Regions from separate parts of the Mus musculus genome. Here region 1 is linked to region 2. A link is a contact called in ENCODE Hi-C or POLR2A ChIA-PET data. All regions are on one chromosome and are shown on one strand. The core of a region is the stretch at or near the end of the contact, and the rest is flanking DNA. Distances in the headings are between cores, read along the strand shown. Region 1 has its middle 11 kb from the start of Gm46889. Region 2 holds the start of Gpx7 (glutathione peroxidase 7).

Region 1 (6,265 bases), core at 3,533-6,032, 42 kb before region 2:
GTGAGCCACCATGTTGGTGCTGGCAACTGAACCCAGGTGACCACTCCACATCTGAGCTATCCTCCAGCCCCTAATGTTCATTTAACAAGAATGACATATGATAAGCACCTCAAAATTTGTACAGTCCTTTCACATCTGTATGGTTACCGTACAAGTGTGACAACTTCAGATTAATGTGCAGGAGACAAAAATAGGTTTAAGGGATTGAGAAACAGCCTTGCAGGACAGGCTGTTTTCCTTATGTCAAGGTTTTGATATTCTTGTCTTCTAGAGTTACAGTTCTAACTACTTGGTACCTTGTATCTAAATTCTCTCTATGTGTTGGGTAAATTTGGCCTGGTCATAAATGGTTTTTCTTAATGCACTCTGGCATACTGCAAGACTCAAACATAAGATTATCATTGTTGCCTGCGCATACTGGGAGCTGGTGCATTCGGAGATGGCTTTTTGGCAGGTCTTTATCATCCAGCACTATTTCAGTTCACAAAGGACTTGAAACAACGAGTCCAAGAATAGATTTAAAGTCACTAATGTAAGGATTGAGCTTCATGTCATTTGTCGTTTTAGTCAGAACATATTCTGATTTTCTTATAAGAAAAAAAATTTGAGCTAACAAAGATAGGAAAGGGGGAAAAAAAGAAATAAGTCTAGGTGGAGAGGAGGCCCAGCCTGCTGCACGCAGAAGGCCGAGTGTGCATGGCGGAGGGTGTCCGAGCTTGGCGGCAGGCGGAGCCAGGAGCAAATCGCTTAACGTCTGGGTCTCAGCTTTCACTGATACCGTATGCGAATAATAATTCCTGCCTGGGGAATGTTCTGGATATTATCAACCCTAGAGGGAATCTGCAACTAAGAGAGATGGCGTGGGGGGAGGGGAGCGGAAACACAGGAAGCTTCGAGGGGCTTGCGGTCTCCATGGAAACGCACCGGGAGAGAGGTGGGGTGGAAGGAACCCGGAGTGAGGCGGGGAAGATGGTTTGCACAAAGGGAGCTCCTTTTCCGAAGAGAAAGACACTTGAAAATGGAGCCCTCGCCTCACCACGCGCTGATCTTGCCCTAAACTTGAGAAGGAAGGAATCATCTCGCTCTTCGTCACCGTCTAGTTAATTTACCAGTCTTTCCCAATAGGTTGAGAAGTCTATCAAGAACAGAAATTAAAATGATTTTATTTCTTTGTTCTCAGAACTCAGAGCAAAAGATTTGAATGTGTGTTGGTGGGGCTAGAAATGGACTAAAATCTTTGTTTTTAGTCTTACATTCTTTGTATTTATGTGCATGAGTGTTTGCCTACATGTTTGTACCCCTCATGTGTATCTAATTCCCGAGAAGGGGGTCAGATTCCCTGGAACTGTATTCACAGATGGTTGTAAGCCACCACGTTGGTGCTGGCAGCTGAACCTGCATCCTTTGGAAGAGCAGCCAGTGAGTGCTCTTAACTGCTGAGCCATCTGCATTCTAGATGGTTCCATCTTTAAAATATGAAGTCAAAGCCAGATGTGGTGGTTCACATCTGTAATTCCAACTCTTAGTATACAGAAACAGGAAGATGTTCATTTTGTGGCCAGCCTGGGTTTACGCAGACCCCGTCTCACAAAGAAACAAAGACACTTTGCTTTGTTTGAGACCATCAAATACTGTCATGTTCCACCCAGGTCAAATTCAACTAGATTTCCTCCACAAAGGATTCCAGATTACTTCTTTTTCTTGGTGTTAGAATCTGCGCTTTAATGGTCCTTATTCCACACCTTACATCTACCTGATAACTTGGACTTCTTTTAGGGGTTCTCCGGTCAAGTTTACTATTTATTTGAGTGGGTCCCTATTGATAGGATCCATTCCCAGGAGGGTCACAGCATGAGGTCAAGCAACACCCTCAAGTAGACCATCCACTGGGGTGGTCCGTGAGGTGTGGCAAGGTGTGCAAGAGCCAATCACAGCCCTGGGAATGCTCTCCATGAGCTGTCCAGGTGGCTCTCCTGGATACCCTTACAGCTTGGCTTCAGTTGCCTCAGAGCATAGAGCAGAGAGTATAGTGGCCTCCTCTGAGATGAGGAGCTGTCTGGTGCCCGACTCATCTTGTGTTCACATAACCCACCATGGTCCTACAGACAAGCTATTCTGATCCCCAGGGCAGGAACTCAATAGGTTTCCCCAAAGCAGAGAGCCTTGCAGGTATATGTGTCACAAGATTCAGGAGAACAAGTTCTTCCATATATTGCTGTCAAGTTAAACTCCCAACCTCTTACTAGGGCAGAGGAAGGTTTTGGGACCTGCTTCTCAGCACCAGCTTCGTCTCTTGCCATTACTCACCTTGCTACCCAGCGAGAGTCACTTGCAACCTCCTGTCCCCTCTCCTCATCTGTGATTCTTCCTGTGTCCCTTGCCTTAAACATGGTTCAGCTCGCACCACAAAACTCCTGTCGTTAGTCAGTGCATTCAGGACTTGATTCACACACCATTTCCTTCCTGAAGTCCCTGACCAGGTTAGCCATCTCCTACAGACACCTATAGTATATCTATAGCACACCTATAGGCACGAGCTACTGCTGCTGCTGCTTTTAAGAAAGATGTTATGCAGCCGGGCGTGGTGGTGCACGCCTTTAATCCCAGCACTTGGGAGGCAGAGGCAGACGGATTTCTGAGTTCGAGGCCAGCCTGATCTACAAAGTGAGTTCCAGGACAGCCAGGGCTATACAGAGAAACCCTGTCTCGAAAAAACCAAACCAAACCAAAACAAAAACAAAAAACAAAAAAGAAAGAAAGATGTTATACGTGTGGCTGTTTTGCCTTCATGTATATCTGTGTATCACATGTGTGCATGTGATGCTGGAAGAGACCATTGGATGCCCTGGCAGTGGGATTATGGATGCTTGTATGGCACCATGTGGGTACTGGAATAGAACCTGTGTCTTCTGGTAGAACCAATATTCTTGATGCATGAGCCATTTCTCCAGCCTTCCAATCAGCTTCTTACAGACAGACAAGTGGATGTTTGAAGAGGGGGATAGACTACCATTTGGCAGGATGCTATGTAGGGATTGCAAGATTCTAGTATTTCTAAGTTCCTTTATTCAACAATCTCTAAAATTTGGTTGATGGTGCAGACTAGGGCCCACCTTCATCATCAGCCCACTCCCCAGCTAGCCACCCCCGCCCTGTGTCCTCTGAGTGTTTGTTCTCAGGGAGTCACACGCACATGTTCTGAACATAACCCGGAAAGCAATTTACAAGAAATAATTGCTGGTCGATGTGAGCCTGGCAGCCCGAGTGAGCTCAGACTATTTGTGTTTGTGCGTCAGCTCACAGGGCTCCCTCCCTGTCTGTGCCCTGGGGGAGGGGAACCCGTCTCACAGGGTGGGCGGTTAGTTTCTAACGCTGGACTTTGACCAGCCAACACCAGTGAATACCTACTCAGGGTGAACGCATTCAAACCAACAAAGCTGAACTCGGTTTGGGATGGAATCTATGCTGCTTGCCTGTGATTTATAGGCAGCTCCTCATTTTGGTCCACCCGCGTCCACCCCATATACATGGGGTCCTGGGGAGCAAATTCTACCAGGTTCTTGGGCTCTGCTCTGTGTGGGGTCTCTGACCTCTGTGACCAGAGTCCACAAAGCTGGTCTTTGTTCTTCAAGGCCACTTGTGCTGTGAGGGAGGTCCCAGGGTAGCTGCAGCCGCAGCAGCTGGAACTTGTTAAAAATGCAAATCTGGGGGACTCACTTCAGCCCGAATGACTTAGGCTGGGGTGAGGAGTAAGAGAGGACGAACCGCTCTTTGTTTATAAGCCCTCGTACGGGCTCCTGCTAGGCAGGTCTGTAATTCTAGCTACTCAGGAAGTTGAGGCAGGAGGGTCACAAATTCAAGGCTTGCCTGGAAAATGGAGAGAGTCCCTGTCTCAAGAGTACAAAAAAAAAAAAGAAAAAAAAAAGTTAGAGGTGCAGCTTGTAGGGTACGTGCCTCTCCTGTGCGTGCCTCTCCTGTGCTGGGCCCTGGGATCCACCCTTGGCACCCAAACCAAACCAAAACCCATAGCTGATTCTGATGCAACCAGAAACTCGAGAACTCTTGTCCCAGACTAATGAGAAGACCCCTGCCCCGCCTCCTACATTCTTAGGATTTGCAACTGTCTCTCCCTGTCTGTGAACAGCCAGACAGGCATTAGCAGATTGTTCCGCTGTAGTAAAGGGTCAGAGAGAGAGAAAAAAAAAAAAAAAAAAAAAAAAAAGAACTTTACTGATGAGTTATCAAGGACAGAGGAAATCTGTCCTGTAAATAATATCATAACCCAGTGTCAGTGACTACACTGTCACCCACTCTCTACATCTACACAATCATACACACACACATCTCACATCACACACACATACATACTCCAGTGTGGTGTTCTCTGTGTGTAACTTGCAGTTCCCGGGGCCACACTAGGCTTTCTGCATTGCTTTTGAACAGGCTGTACTCTGTCCATGTTGTCCTCCAAGTCTGTCTGATCTGGAGCTGACTCATCAAAGACATCTCTGCTCCCTCCTGCAGCATGGGGACCACCAGAAGGCCCGTTGCCTTTCCTGTATGTCCATCTCAGACTCCATCTGAGCCCTCTAACAGCAGGCTTGTCCTTTGTTTATAGCAATTGCACAGGTCTTGGTTTGGTATAGACACTACAGAGACACACTGTGTTCAGTAGACACAGATGTTGTATTCAGTGTGCTGAATATACCACCCCTCACGCCGGTGCCCTCAGCCTCCTGACCCTCCCCACCCCCACCTCTACCAAGCTGGGGGAGAGGGGGAGGACAAACAACACCTCCGGACTCCCAGTCTTGGACACTTTCCACTTCATCATGTGCCTTTTGCTGGCTGGTTAGGGACCTGGGCACAGATGTCTAAGAATGACATGATGTCTCACTGTTGCCAAAAGTAGCACAGGTCATGCCATGGTGAAATGTCAAGAGCCGGCCTTCAGTGTCGGCAGGGTCTCCCTGATCTGCTTTCTACTCCCAGGCAAAGCAAAAGCCTTTGAAAGGCAGGAGAGGGGCAGCAGCCAGCTTCTCTTCTGCAGCTTCCTGGGCTATAAGCTAGAAATAGAAACAAAACACTAGAGCACTAGAGGCAAATGAATAATAATAATAATAATAATAATAATAATAGTTTATTTAAGACACTTTCCCCATTTCTAACGCAGTATTTTTTGGAGTAAATAGCTTCCCCTAAGCCTGTGAAACAAGTGATTACTATTTTCCTTGCTCATAAGAGAAACTGAGGCACAGGTTACCTAGCAAGTGACAGAGTCAGGATTGTAACTAGACATTTGGCTCCATCATCACTGTTTATAAAATGAGCACATCATATTAAAGCATATCCATTTGGAATTTTATAATTTTATATGTATGTGTATACTTTTAAAGGTTTATTGTATTTATGTGAGTGTGTATGTATATATGTATGTATGTATGTATGTATGTATGTATGTATACACAGGTGCTTGAGGAGGCTAAACGAGAGTACCAGATCCTCTGAAACTGGAGTTGTAGGCTGGTTTTAGATGTGAGTTCTGGGAGTGGAATTCAGGTCCTCTGAAAAAGCAGGAAGTACTCTGAACTGCTGAGCCATTTCTCTGGGTCTATTGGTTATTGTTTTGTTTGTTTTGTTTTGAGATAGTCTCTGCATAGCTCTGGGTGTCCTGGAACTTACAATATAAACCAGGCTGACCTTAAACTTACAGAGATTTACCTGCCTTTGCCTCTCAATTTCTGGGGGGAGCCATTTGATTTATTCACTTTATTTTATGTGTGCATATTTTGCTTGCATGTATATGTGTGCATCAAATGTATGCTTGATGCCTGCAGAGGTCAAAAGAGGACATTGGATCCTATGGAATGGAAGTTACAGATGGTTGTGACCCACCAGCTGGTTGCTTGGCCTTGAACCCAGGTCCTTTGAAGATTAACAAGTATTCTTTTTTTTTTTTTTTTTTTTTTTTGGTTTTTCGAGGCAGGGTTTCTCTGTGTAGCCCTGGCTGTCCTCGAACTCACTTTGTAGACCAGGCTGGCCTTGAACTCAGAAATTTGCCTGCCTCTGCCTCCCGAGTGCTGGGATTAAAGGTGAGCGCCACCACGCCCGGCTGCCTCTCTCTTTTTACTTTAAAAAAAAAAATATATATATATATATATATATTTGTGTGTATATCTGTGTCAGTGTGTGGGTTTGTGCACATAAGTGCATGCCAAAGGAGGCCAGAAGAAAGTGTTGTGTCTTAGGAACTGGAGTTAATTGT
Region 2 (6,284 bases), core at 457-2,956:
ATTAAAGGCATGCACCACACACCCGGCCTTTTTTTAAAGCTCTCATTGCTATTGGGATTGGCTGGTTCAGTTTTCAGTGCCTTATTTATTGTCTCTTCTCCCTATAAACTTGATTAAAACATGAACGTGTTTTAATCACCATCTGTCTACCTTCATTACAGGCCTTCCCTGACTAGTAAATGGCCTTGCTCTTTGCTGCCGTTTGTCTGGAGTCTTGGATGCTGTCATTGACAAGACCTGTCATCCATACAGAGCGCCTAAAGCTTACCTAATGTTTCTACACTGTTTTCTCTCTTGAAACTTACAGCACACTGGTCAGGGCAAGGACTCTCAGTGTAATCGAGAACAACAAGGCTATTGAGAATAGTTTTGCCCCTAAAGATACTCTTGCTTGCAAGAAAAGCCTACTGAACCATCCAACTCTGGATGATGGGGTCACAAGTCAGTTAGTGTTCAATAGCAGTCTTCACACCAGGATCTCCAACTCCAACTCAAGAGACAAAAGGTTCTTTGAAGGATTTTTAAAAATTAATTAATTACCTTTTTTTTTTTTTTTTTTTTTTTAAAGATAGGGTCTCACCATGTAGCCCTGGCTTTCTGGATCGCCCAATGTAGATAGACACTAAATTGGTCTTGAACTCACAGACTCTCTTCCTTCAGCATGCTGGGATTAAAGGTGTGTGCTACCATGCTCCTCTCTTGAGAAGATTCTTCATCGCACCAGAGTCTCTGAACTTTACAGTTCAAAGTCTCCCTGGCAGTCAGCCTCATCTAACACCGGTTAGTCTAGCAGTTTGTATCTCTCAAGTACCCGCTGCTGAAATCCCTGGTCCACCCTGACCTTTCTTGTTGTTTTGCTTCTGTGTCTGGACTTGGCCAGCTCTCTCTGTCTGGATTGATCTGTCTTGCTCAAGTTTTATTTAAAAGACCCAATCCTGACACACTTCCTTCTTACTGTGATTCGCCTAGTGAGTAGGGCAGGCCCATTAGCAACTCCATCACAACTGCCCTCTAAGGGGTGGGTCTTAGGAGGATCAAGGATGGGAAGGGTGTATAGGGGGTTCTCTTACAACTTGGATTGCTTTCCACTGTTGTATCTTTGCTCTCAGGGCCTGAGGGTGGATTCTAAGAATCATGAAAAGGTCCATTTTTGATGGTCACTCCCTCCACTGCACATTTGTCTCTCTGCGTTCTCATTGGACCCACTGTTACAGGAGCAGAAGCTGGACTGGACCGGCAAAGGGCCATAAAGGCTAGGGTTTCTTTTCCACTTGGGAGAGGCAAAGCGGAGAGCGGAGGGCATTCACCTTCCGGGTGAGATCCTGAGCCTCGCAGAGCGCAGTCAGCGCGGGTGGCTCCTAAGCTGTGCCACGTAGCCGCAGGCCTGAGTGGGCAAGGGTTTGGGAGCGCCGGTTGCACCGATCTCGCGGCTGGGATGAGCAGGGTGGTGTCCGAGCTGTGGCACACCCGAGAGTAGCATCCCCACGGAGCCCCTCCCTCCCCTCCGCGCCAGGCCCGCAAGGAATCGTCACTCACCGAGCCACGGTACTTCTCCAGCGACACCAGCTTGCCCCGGATGTTGACCGCCTTGAAGTCGTAGAAGTCCTGCTCGGATTGCGCGCAGGCCGCGGCCCACAGGAGCAGCCACGCCGTCGCCACAGCTGCAACCATGGTTCACTCCCGAGGTGGCGACTTGGCGAGGGCAAAGACAAGGCGGAGGGGACCCCGCCGTGTGGGGCGGGAGGAGGCGGCCCGCTGGGCAGGACGCGCCCCCTTCTCAGTCGTCTCTGCAGGCGCAGAGTCCCGGCTCTGGACCTCAGTTTCCCTAGCTGCTCTGCGCTGGTTAGCTTCAGATCGCAGGATCCTGTTTTCTTGAGGCTGAGACCAAAATTCGCTCAAACTCAAGCTCAGGGCGCAGAGACTTAATAGGGAGATAGCGGAGAAAAATCTGTGAGGATTAGCTTCTAGTGCCTGGCCTTAGGCGGATCGCTCCACCACTCTGAGCCCCAGTTTCTTTACGGGAATATTACCTAGTGTAGAATTGGGAGTACTGGACTGTAACGGGAAAGTGCTGGAAAACAATTTGATAGCTGAACGATGCGTACAAACTTTAGGTTAATGGATGTAGTGTTTCCCCAAAGTCAGACAAGTGTGGGAGACAAGTCTGCTGCGGTTTGGATTCCAGCAGTGCATGGGGGTTAGGAGAGCTTGCCTATCTAGTCAGTCACTGGATTATTGCCTCCTTACTGGAGGTGCAGCAGGAGCCAAGAAGGCCCGGTATCTCCAGCAGCTGACAGTTAAAAGCTCTTTGTGGACACAAACGTGGGTAGCAGCTGCAATCTCAAGTTAGTGACAAGAGATCTCAATAGCAAGCTACAGCGTTTCCCAGGCGCAGAAAAACGTCTATGACACCCATAAAGGGCCAAGCATCCGGTGGCGACTTAGTATGAGTTAACACACATTTGGAGTACCTGTTCTATGCCAAGTTCAGCTCTAGCCCCCCACCCCCCACCCCCCACCCCCCACCCCCACCCCCCGTGCAGTGAGGGAAAACATGTGGGCTTCCTATTCAGAGGGAGATAGGACACTAAAAATTTTACAGTTAACTCCAAAACTACAGTTGTGGCCGGTACAGTACCACCTAATAAAGTCGAGGTTGTGTGTGGGCAAACGAAAGGAGGTTTGAACTGAACTCTTGACAAATGAATAGAAATTATTCAGGTAAAAGCAGAAAGTTGTACAAGGCCTCCTGGGAGAGTGAAACATGATACAATGGGCAACAAAGACTAGTTTGGCTGACATGAAAGTACGCTTGGGGGTGGGGGAGGGGAGGTAGTCGTGAGGCCACACAGCCTCCGAGGGCCACAATAAAGTTTACAGGCTTGCCCTACATGATAGCCAATGTCTTTAATCCCAGCATTTGGAGGACAGAGGCGGGCAGATCTCTGAGTTAGTGGGCAACCTGGTCTATATAGTACCAGGCCAGCTGTGTGTGACTTAATAGGGAGACATCGTATTAAAAAAAATTACAAGCCTTAAACTAAGAAATAAAGTTTTGGGTTTTTTTTGTTGTTGTTGTTGTTTGTTACTATTAGCTAAAGCATCTTAGTGAGGCCCACATATAGCAGATAGATCCCTCTGGCTTTTTTGTGGTACTCAGACAGGAAAAGGCAGGAGCAGATGCTGGAAAGAAGAGACCGAGGAGCTTTAAGGTCCGGTGATGATCACAGCAGAGAACATAGTGGGAGAGGAATGGGAGTTAAAGTTGGGCAGGTTTAGTGAAGGCTTGGGGGGGGGGCGGGGGGGGGGAGCAGTGAGGGGAGGGGTTGGCTGCTTGGATTAAGAAGGGGTGAGGCAGATGAGCCTGGGGGAGTCTTCAGGGCCAGCTGGGGAAAGGCTATGAGTGCCACATCACAAGGCTAGCAGAGTTGTTTGTACACAAGGTGACATGGTATGATCTGAACTCCCAGCCCTCAGATTTCAGAGTATGCTATCTTTCTCCACCACCAACATGGCTTCTCTCTGCAGGAGCAGACTACTTGGCCAGTAGAGGTGGGGTACAGGACAAAGGTGCTCCAGGCAAGGTGAAGGCCTAAGCAAGCTTCCCTACCCTTCTGCCTCCTTATCTTTTGGGCGTCGTGAGGCTTAAGATGGTCTTGTTAGCGTAAGCAGTGAAGCTGACAGTAATGTATAGTTGTCCATTTCCACAGCTGCCTTGCCCTCCAAGGAAAGCCCATGTCTGGATCCTCCCTGTGACCTTTCTTCGTACACAAGATACTCAGTAAATGTTTATTTTTTTGTAAAGTTCCTGGTGACTTCTGCTCTGTGTTCACGCTAGAATTGATATGTGAGGCTGATGACGTTAGCCAACAGAATATAATCCTTAACTTTATTTTCAGCCTGCTACATAGTTCTGGTGTTTTTAAGGAAGCATAGTTATTTCTGGGTGGCACAGTTAACAACTGGAAGACTCAAAGACAGAGGCAAATCGCACTAAATCTCAGAGGAGCACTTGAAAGGGTTGGAGGCTTGCTGTGGGATCCCTAGCTCTCTTCTTTCCTACAATAAAGTTCAAAGACGTTATTCATGGCCATTTAAGATGCTCAATTTGTTCATCAGACTCTTGAGTATCTAATGCAGAACTATTTTAAGAGCTTTTAATATAGTGAAAAAATAAAATAAAAATATTGAATTTACATTCCTGTAGGAGGAGAAAAGACTAAAAACTAAGACATATAATAGAAACCCTGTAGCACTTTACAGAATGAGAACAGGGCAGGAAGGAAGAGGTGTCACCATCTTGCATGTTGCCTTGTCCCCGGTGGCTCAAGGTGGCAAGGGACTGAAGAAAGGACAGACACACAAACACACACAATGAACTTGTTTGTTTATTTATTTATTTATTTATTTATTATATGTAAGTACACTGTAGCTGTCTTCAGACATTCAGAAGAGGGAGTCAGATCTCATTACGGATGGTTGTGAGCCACCATGTGGTTGCTGAGATTTGAACTCCTGACCTTCGGAGGAGCAGTTGGCTGCTCTTACCCACTGAGTCATCTCACCAACCCGGTAGTGGGGTTTTAACACTACTGTTATCACTGCAACCTGCAACCACACTCTGCCTGTTAGGTACAGCACAGGGGAAGGGTTAATCAGTTTCTGAGGCCTCTGCAGGTGAATAGTCTCAGGCTGTCAATATCCTGGAGGAGGAAGCTACATCTTTGACACACACTGGTCAATCGGTCATAAACACTCATACTCAAGTCTTCTGAAGAAAACTGCCATCCCTCTTGAGCCTGACCCATAAGTAACGGCTTTGCCAATTTCCCATGGGCCAATTGGTCTGAATCCTCAACAGGCCTTGCTCATGCCAAAATACCCTCACTCAAGATTTCACTCATTCAGGGTATATGTATGTCTTAGTTAGGGTTTTACTGCTATGAACAGACACCGTGACCAAGGCAAGTCTTTTTTTTTTTTTTTAAGATTTATTTATTATTTTATGTAAGTACACTGTAGCTGTCTTCAGACACACCAGAAGAGGGAGTCAGATCTTGTTACGGATGGTTGTGAGCCACCATGTGGTTGCTGGGATTTGAACTCTGGACCTTCGGAAGAGCAGTCGGGTGCTCTTACCCACTGAGCCATCTCACCAGCCCCGGCAAGTCTTATAATAATAAAAAAAATCATTTAATTGGGGCTGGCTTACAGGTTCAGAGGTTCAGTCCATTATCATCAAGGTGGGAGCATGGCAGCATCCAGAAAGGCATGGCGCAGAGCTGAGAGTTCTATGTCTTCATCCAAAGGCTGCTAGTGGAAGACTGACTTCCAGGCAACTAGGGTGAGAGTATTAAGCCCACACCCACAGTGACACACCTATTCCAACAAGGCCACACCTCCAAATGGTGCCACTCCCTGGTCCAAGAATATACAAACCATCACATTCCACTCCCTGGCATCCATAGACTTGTTCAAACACATGAGTCTATAGGGGACATACTTAAACATAGCATAATGAAAAATGCATTTAGTCCAACTTTCAAAGTCCTCATAGTCTATAGCAGTCACAACAAAGTTAAAAGTCCAAAGTTCAAGGTCTCTTCTGAGATTCACTTAAATGAATTCAAATCACTTAACTGTAATCCCCAAAAAGACAGGAAACCAGCCTGGCAAACTCCAAACTCTACATCTCCATGGCTGATGTCAAAGCAGTCTTCAGATCTCCACTCCTTTTTCATTTTTGTTGACTGCAACAAACTGCTTTCTCCTGGGCTGGTTCCACTTGCTGTTAGCAGCTTTCCTCAGCATGTATCCCATGGCTCTGGCATCTTTAACATCTTTGAGTCTCCAAGGCAATTTCAATGTTACAGCTTCTTGTTTCAGTGTCTGGGATTCCACTTGACCTTTTGGACTCCTCCTAAGGGCTGGCATCACTTCTCCAGCTCTGCCCTCTGTAGCACTCTAAGTTCAGGTTGATCCACTCCACTATGGCTGCAGTTCTTGGTGATCATCTCATTGTACTGACATCTCCAATACACTGGGGTATTCCACTCCAACTAGGCTTCACCAATAGTATCTCATATGCTCTCTTCATGGTGCCAAGCCTCAAATCCTTTGCATGACCCCTTCAGTCCTAGGCCATCAACTACAGCTGAGGCTACACCTTCTCCAATGGCCTTCCATGACCTCTCACAGTGCCAAGACTCGGCTGTTCTTTATGACACCTTCATGCCTTCAAAACCAGTACCACCTGGGTGACTCTTACACATAACCAAGTCCAG

The links. Hi-C counts contacts between places; a loop is a spot of excess contacts on that map. ChIA-PET counts read pairs that join two places held with the same protein, here RNA polymerase II (POLR2A).
Region 1: POLR2A ChIA-PET joins it to region 2 with 14 read pairs in embryonic stem cell. The contact joins the enhancer-like site here to the promoter of Gpx7 in region 2. A Hi-C loop is called at or near these places in 1 of 37 maps with a recorded cell type or tissue (heart). POLR2A ChIA-PET finds 5 or more read pairs at or near these places in 3 of 5 experiments (all embryonic stem cell).

What each region holds. Positions count from the first base shown.
Region 1 is chr4:108,359,474-108,365,738 of GRCm38, forward strand. No RefSeq gene overlaps it. Among named protein-coding and RNA genes, the nearest start is that of Gm46889, 11 kb to the left of the region's middle. RefSeq lists an enhancer at 1,545-5,055. Within about 2 kb of position 4,783, at least 1 of the 3 ENCODE cell types and tissues checked has a DNase peak (open chromatin) inside an H3K27ac peak, as active enhancers do; it is heart, where a contact is called at or near this core.
Region 2 is chr4:108,405,007-108,411,290 of GRCm38, forward strand. Gpx7 (glutathione peroxidase 7) reads right to left here and starts at 1,707. Exons shown (of 3, transcript NM_024198.3): 1 at 1,537-1,707. The coding sequence starts at 1,671. It overlaps Gm32297 (a long non-coding RNA gene), which reads left to right. Exons shown (of 6, transcript XR_003955247.1): 5 at 569-780; 6 at 1,110-1,541.